Linked DNA regions of Homo sapiens: all the other regions are linked to region 2. The links are chromatin loops, found by intact Hi-C in ENCODE. Cell type or tissue: HCT116. All regions are shown on one strand.

Region 1 (2,500 bases), 230 kb after region 2:
GAGGCCAGCGTGAGCTCCAGTGGAGGTGCTGGCACCCGGACCTGGGGCTGGGCGCGGGGATGGTGGGAAGCGAGCATTTAGATTTAGGAGGTTGAGTGCCCAGGGTGGGGGTGTTGGGGGATGTGGCCCTGAAATGCCAGCTGGTTTTGGCTCTGGGCCAGGCCAGGGGCCGAGGGGGGTGGACCCAGGACAAGAGTCCCATGCCCCACCTGGCATTCCTGCAGGGGGAGGCCAGGCAGAGAGGCACAGTTTTCTGGCTCCAGTGAAGCGGGGGCCGGCAGTGTCTTCTGCTGGGATGCGATAGAGATGTAAACAGACAACTAACAAGATAATTAAGTAAAACGTGTGGCGATGACAACAAACAGGATATTCCATAAGGAATGGGGGCCTTGGGTGAAGGTGGCCCAGAAGGTGAAGTGGGTTTGGAGGGAGGGTGCTGGTTCCGCTTTGGGAAGACACAGAACTCAGGTTCCAGAGGACACACAGGTGGGACCTCCCAGTGGGCAGTTAGACCAGCGGACCCCAGCCGGGGGAGCGACCTTCACATCTGCTCTCCCTGCTGTGGCCCTGCTGGGGCCACAGTGTGCACATTGCCATCTGCTGCCCACCTAACAGTGGCCCACTCTGGCCCTTCCCCCTCATCCCCTACTATGTGGAGCCACATCGTCCCAGCCCCAGCACTGGCCCTGAGTCCCCTGGCCTTGGCCCAGCTGGCCTGGCTAGGACGCCATGTAGGGCAGTGTCTCCTGAGGACGGAACCTGCACTTGGTCACCCTCAGGGATGCCTGGCACACAGTTGGCGCTCAGTACATGTCCGATGAATGAGAGCCGCTCCGTGGACATGCGGCAGAGGCAGCACATACCGAGCCATCCCCTGGCTGGAACAAGGGCCCAGGTGGGGCGTGGATCACTTGCCCTGGTGTCCACCTGACTTGACCCCAGGCCTGGCCCAGAGCCAAAACCAGCTGGCATTCCAGGGCCACAGACCCAAGACCCTAAAGTCCACCCTGGTTGTCTCCATCAAGCATCTCCTGTTTGTCCAGAGCTGTGAGCCCAGGGCAGGTGAAAGAGGCCGAGCCACAGCCCTGCCGTGGGCCCAGGCCGGTGCACGAGTGGGTCACGCAGCAGAGGGAGAACCGGATGTGGTCTCTAAATGGAGTTATGCGTTGAGGGACTCGGATGGCACCAAGGCACACGGGGGAGCCGGTGTGGACTCTAGAGCAGGGCAGTGCTGTGCCGAGGAGGGTGCTGTGCTGGAGAGCAGCTCCCTGCCTCCCATGATGGAAACCGAGGCCGGGGCAATCCCAGAGGAGGCTGCTGCAGCATTAGGGGACCCGCTGTGGCTCTCACCAACCCGGTGGCCCCCGGGAGGACTCTGGCCTCCGGGCAGGGCTTGTGAGGAGAAGACGGGGTGCACACTGCCATCTGCTGCCCATGCAATGGGGCGCACACTCCCAGGCACCACGTGGTAGGACCTGATTCAGATGCAGCTCCTGGGTTCACAAACTTTGAATTTGGGCTCTGGGAGGAGGTGACTGCTCCCTTCCCTTAGTGATAACAACTTCCAGGGCCCTGCTGGGTGGCCCCTTCGGCTGGTGGGCTCAAGGGACTGCAGGGAGCGGGTGGGCCACCGGCCATCTTGCTGCCAGCTGGGCCCTGCTCCTGCCCTCACAGAAGCCCCAAGTCACACCTTTCGGGGTGAGATCCCAGATCCTGCATCTCGGGGCTAGAAAGGGACCCCTCTAAGAAACCCAGCAGGTCCCTGGGACTCCACCCCAACCTCTTGCTTCCTGCCAGGAGGTAAACCTCAGGCTTTCCTATCCCCAATGTCTGGATAAAGAAACAATCTCAGCTATCTTGTTAGTTGTCTATTTACATCTCTGTTATGTCCCAGAGGTTCTGCACCTGGGGGGCACTTGCCAGGAGCCAGGCTGGAACCCAGATCCCGGGCCCTGTTGCAGTGCCTGAATTGTGGGCCAACTGCTGCCCGAGACTCCCACTTGGGACTCGAGGACCCCCAAGAGCCCCATCTCTGGGGCAGGGACTCCCCAGGGGCCGTGGGATAGCCAGTAGCATCATCGGTTCACTGGGCAGATGGTGACGGCCCACCGCCCCTGAGTGCCCAGGTACTGGGCTAGGCAGAGAAGGCAGGAGCCTCCCTGAGTCCCTCCTCCTTACGGCCCCACAGTCCTGCCCCACCCCACCCCTGCCAAATGGGACTCTTTGGGGCTGACCCCCAGGGACCCTAGTTTTTATGATCTCCCACCTAAGTGGGAACATGGGCCAACATGATGGGGCAGGTGTGGCTGGGACCCAGGCCTGGGCTCCCCCAGGCTCCTCCTTGGATCTGAAGCCAGATCCACCGATGGGAAATAAGCCCTTTGGAGCATGACGTTGCCAGGGAGGGGGTTGTGGGGACAGGAGATGATAAGGCACCCACACTCCGGGGGTCCACCCTGTAGAAACTCTGAGACCCACCTCTCTGTGACCATCAGGCTCT
Region 2 (2,500 bases):
TCCCGAGGCTCATCCCCGCAGCCTGGGGGAGCTTCCTCCTTTCCGCCCTTGGTGGAGCAGAAATTCTTGCTGGGCTCCTTCCCCCGCACCGGGAGAGCTGTGAGGAGTGGCCTTGCTGTTTCCATCTTCTTTCTTCTGCACTGACCGTTCCCCCTTCCCAACTGGACAGCAGCATCCCAGAGGCAGGACGGTGGCTCCTTCTAAACCTTGGTGCCCCCAGCTATGCCCAGTATGGGGTCTCTGGCATGAAGTCCGGTGCAATAAAGGGTGAGCAGTTCTCCTTACCCGCCTTCCCATGTCCACCTCTGGTCAGTGGGCTGTGCTGGTCCAGGAAGCCAGGGATTTTTGGCTTCTGAGATGCAGTCTCCACCACTCCACATGTTTTTTTTGGTTTTTGGTTTGTTTTAAGACAGAGTCGCGTTCTGTCGCCCAGGCTGGAAGGCAGTGGCACGATCACGGCTTACTGCAACCTCTGCCTCCTAGGCTCAAGCGATCCTCCCACCTCAGCCTCCCAAGTATCTGGGACTACAGGTGCATGCCACCACACCTGGATAATTTTTATATTTTTTGGTAAAGATGGGGTTTCGAATTCCTGGGCTCAAGTGATCCACCCACCTTGGCCTCCCAAAGTGCTAGGGCTACAGGCGTGAGCCACTGTGCCCTGCCAAATTCCAAACGTTTCTTGACAGCGTTAGTGAAATTCACGTTCCTGCACCTCAGTTTGCTCATCTGTAAAATGGGAGTGATGTTGGTACCCCGTTTTCAGGATCGACATGAGGATGAATACTTGCATATAGGAAACAGAAGAAATGTATTGATAGATAAATATAGTGAACATAAATTCGAATACAGGAACAGGAAGTTGTGGAGGTGATGGAGCCTGCCTCTCCCTTGCCCTTTGCTGAGGTCCAGGCACACACAGTAGGGGCTTTGTTGATGTTTGTGTGTAGCCGATGTTCTTTTGCTTCCTGGGGGCTTGTCTGCAAAAGTTGCAGGGGGCAGGGTGGAGGGCAGCTAGTCAACCATCAGATCAGACTGCGGGAGGGGCGAGCGTGAGCGAGCAGCTGCTGGGTGCTCTCAGGGCAACCTCGCGGCTTCCGAGTCCCCGGCCCCGCGCGGGTAAAGGGGCACCGAAGGCACCTTGCAGACCGCGCCCTGCACTCCCTGACCCTCGGCCTTGCGCGGGGCCCATTCCAGTCACCGCCACCGGGGGCCGCCATTGCGCCGCGGACGGCCCCGCTCCTCCGGGGAGCCGCAGAGCCGCCTCCCTCCCGGGCCCTCTCTTCGCCGCTCTGGGACGGTGTCCCTGCGGCCGCTAGAATTCTCTTCTGAATCTCCACTGCCCCAGCCAGATGTCATCCTGATAATCAGACCTACGGGAGATCGGACCGTTTACTTTTTCTTTTTCTTTTCTTTTCTTTTTTTTTTGAGACCGAGTTTTGCTCTTATTGCCCAGGCTGGAGTGCAGTGGCGTGATCTTGGCTCACTGCAACCTCCACCTCCCGGGTTCAAGCGATTCTCCTGCCTCAGTCTCCCGAGTAGCTGGAATTACAGGTGCATACCACAACTCCTGGCTAATTTTTGTATTTTTAGTAGAGATAGGGGGTTTCATGATGTTGGCCAGCTGGTCTCGAACTCCTGACCTCAGGTGATCCGCCCTTCTCGGCCTCCCAAAGTGCTGGGATTACAGGGATGAGCCACCGTGCCCGGCCCGGACTGTTTTCTTAGATCCTCACTTGAAGATCCTAGCAGTCTGCTTTGGAGATGGACATCGCGGGCCTCACTGGGGAAGACACTGCGCTCTGGGAGACACAGCTCCTAGGGGCAGGTGCCCCTCCCACCTTAGTCCCCACCAGACCCGCCCCTGCCTCCTCCACCCCATTAGGCTGAGGCTGATCAGAGGGGCCCTGGCCCACTGCCCGGGTCCCTGCTCAGAGGCCCCACACAACTCATGGGGAGAAGGAGACATGGGCCCAGTGACAGGTTACCCGGCTCTGATGGGAAAAGCGAGGTCTTGGAGCCCTGCCTGTTCTGGGTGCTTCTGTTTGTCAGCCTGCTTGGGCCTGGGCTGTCCCCCGAGTCTCAGGCTCCTCATCTGGGCTGGCATTGGGGCCCAGGCTTCAGCCAGGTCTAGACTCCCCACCAGCCACTCAGGCAACAGTCACTCCACTTGGGACCCCAGGAACCACAGGGCAGGACAGCTGACAAGGAAGGGGGCCCCCACTTCACCCCGAACCTGCCTTGAGCCTCCCATGCCTGGTGGGGACCCCACCAACCCCAGTGTCTGGGGAAGGCAGGACTCTGAGACAGGTGGGGCTCCCAGCCCCGGCAGGTGTCGGTGGCAGGGAAAACTCAAGGCCTGGCACCGATACCATCATTCTCGGTCTTCCCCAAAGTAAGGTGAGTATACGTGGTGCCGATGAGTCAGGTCCATGCCCAGGTATGCATTAAAATTTCCCTGGGAAAAAATAGAGAGTGTAATTTGGCAGGCTCTGGGGAG
Region 3 (2,500 bases), 160 kb after region 2:
ACCTTGAATGGCTCGGTGTGCCAGGTCGGCCCACCTCTCCTGGCTGGCAAAGCAGCCCCTCCTCCACCACCTCCCTGGCAGCCCTGGGCTTTTTCCAGAACCCCTGCTGCAGGAGGAAGGGAGGGACAAGGTTGGGGTCACACATGGAGCCAAGTAGCAGAGCCTGGGACCCACAGGCTGACCACAGCCAGCACCCTCCCAGCAACAGCAGCAGCAACAACCACCAGCACCACCACAACACAACAGCATCATCAACAAGAGCAACAGAAACAACCACCACCATGACAGCAGCAACAACCACAAAAGCAGCAATAACTACCACAACGACAGCATCATCAACAACAGCAGCATCAACAACAGCATCATCAACAGCATCATCAACAACAGCAGCATCAACAACAGCGTCAACAACAAGAGTAACAACCACAACAGTAGCAACCACAAAAGCAGCAACAACCACAACAGTATCATCAACAGCATCAGCAGCAACCACAACAACAGCAACAGCAACAACCACCACCACTACCACAACAAGAGCAACAACTACTACAACAGCAACAACCACCACAACAGAAACGGCAACAACCACCACCACCACAACAGCAACAACCACCACAACAGCAACAACCACCACAACAGCAACAACTACCACCAACAGCAACAGCATCATCAGCAACAGCAACAACCACCACAAAACAACAGCAACAACCACAACAGCAACAGCATCATCAACAGCAACAGCAACAACAACAACGGCAGCAACAATAATAGCAACAGCATATTCAACAACAGCAACAACCACATCAACAGCAACAACCACAACCACCTCAAAAACAACAGCAACAACGACAGCAGCAATAACAGCAACAGAAGTGACAACATTAGCAGCAATAACAAAAGCAGCAGTGACAGTAACACCAGCAGGGACAGCAGCACCCTGAAAACAGCAGTCATAGCGGCACCCCCACTCCCACCAGCAGCAGCCACGGCAACAACCCAGGTTCCTCGTCCATGAAATAAGCGTGCTCACAGTGGTCCTGGCCCTGCAAGGCTGTTGTCAAGGTTAAATGTGTTAATTCACATAGAGCTCTTGGATGAGTGAGGGCAGAGAGCAGCCAGCACTTAGGAAGCTTTCACCGTGCCCCAGGTTCTATTTTAAACACCGAACTCGAGCTGCTTCCTTCAGAGAGGGATATGATTGTCATCTCTCCCATTTCACAGATGAGGGCACTGAAACCTGGAGAGGTGCAGGAGACTGCCCTCTGCTGGAGAGTCGGGCAGTCAAAATCCGAACCACAGGCAATTTGATTTCAGAACCTGCACCTGGAACCAAGTGGCCAGGCTGCCTCCCAAGCTGATGAACCAGGAGAGTGCAGTGTGCAAAGGAGGCTGTGAGGCTGTGCTCACAGGCAGACCCTGAGTCTCTGCCCAGTGCACACCAGTGCTGCACTCCCGGGACCAACAGGAAATATCTGCCTGGACTTTTAATAGGGCATTCCAATTTGACCTGTGGTGCAGAAAGAAGCCACAAAGAAATCTGCACTGGGAAATTGTTCATCCATTGGCTGTTAACTTGAAAACGCTGAAAACCCAATGCTGGCCAAATAAAGCCGGTCTGAGGGCTACAGCTGGCTTGGGGACTTCAGTCTGGGACTTCCAATGAAACAAGGACAGAACCCAGGGCCCAGAGCCAGGCTGCCCTGGTCTAGATCCCAGCTCTGCCAGGTGCCAGAAATGAAACTTCTGTGCCTCAGTTCCTCAATCTGCAGAATGGGGATATTGACATTTAAAGGTAACCTAAGGCTTAACAGGACAGATGTCAGCACAAGGAGCCGTAGCTCCAGGGCTTTTGTCCTAGGGACCCCAGACCCCGTGCCCCTGAGGGCACTTGCAGATGGGCCAAGGGCCCCACAGTCCACTCTTCCTGGCTTCTGAGGAGGTATGAGCTTGGCACCTTCCTCAGTTTACCTGCTTCCACTGAGCTAGGGGTGCCTCCATCCCTATGTTCTGACTCTTGCATGGGCAGGTACAGCCTAGAGCCCAGGTCTCCCCATCTCAATGTGCAGATTTTGCTGGGGTGGGGGCGGCTCCGTGACCTCTTTTAGCAGCAAAACCAGCTTTTTATCCGACACTTTCAGGCAGACTTCACCAACTCAGCCCCACCACTCCCCACAGCCCAGGCATCTTTTTTTGTTTTGTAAATTGCCTTTCAGAAAGCCACCCTGGCAGGCTTTGATGTGGCCCTTTGATAATTTAGCCTCATCAATAGGCAGGCCCTGCCCAGGAAGGCTGACTTTGAAGAGGGAGCCTTCTCCCAAGGCAGGAAAGGCAGGGGCTCCTGTCTCAAGCGTAGGGGGAGCAAAGGAGTGGGCAGGGGAAGGGGTTAACTGGCTATGAAGCAATTTACACAGTGACTCTGTCAGCACTTGGGTGAGGCCAGGGCTCTGACGTTCCCAGGTCATGGAGTGGGTGGTGGCTGAGGATGGAACCTTACAGAGGA

Evidence for each region. Hi-C counts contacts between places; a loop is a spot of excess contacts. Peaks named below come from ENCODE experiments on the same cell type or tissue, not always from the same donor. Only the 100,000 strongest peaks of a DNase experiment are listed, where the experiment ranks them.
Region 1: it touches region 2 in a loop (18-fold over the local background); 19 of 110 quality-filtered maps call a loop at or near these places.
Region 3: it touches region 2 in a loop (8-fold over the local background); 11 of 110 quality-filtered maps call a loop at or near these places.

What each region holds. Positions count from the first base shown.
Region 1 is chr11:69,911,713-69,914,212 of GRCh38, forward strand. No RefSeq gene overlaps it. Among named protein-coding and RNA genes, the nearest start is that of FGF3, 94 kb to the left of the region's middle. In HCT116, a CTCF peak has its summit at 1,425 (motif pointing left); no DNase peak of the experiment used is centred here; H3K27ac peaks cover 225 bases.
Region 2 is chr11:69,684,829-69,687,328 of GRCh38, forward strand. No RefSeq gene overlaps it. Among named protein-coding and RNA genes, the nearest start is that of LTO1, 11 kb to the left of the region's middle. RefSeq lists silencers at 1,082-1,331, 1,104-1,274. In HCT116, a CTCF peak has its summit at 1,211 (motif pointing right); no DNase peak of the experiment used is centred here; H3K4me3 peaks cover 596 bases.
Region 3 is chr11:69,841,024-69,843,523 of GRCh38, forward strand. No RefSeq gene overlaps it. Among named protein-coding and RNA genes, the nearest start is that of FGF3, 23 kb to the left of the region's middle. RefSeq lists an enhancer at 1,876-2,500. In HCT116, a CTCF peak has its summit at 1,263 (motif pointing left); a DNase peak (open chromatin) is centred at 1,268; H3K4me3 peaks cover 144 bases; H3K27ac peaks cover 558 bases.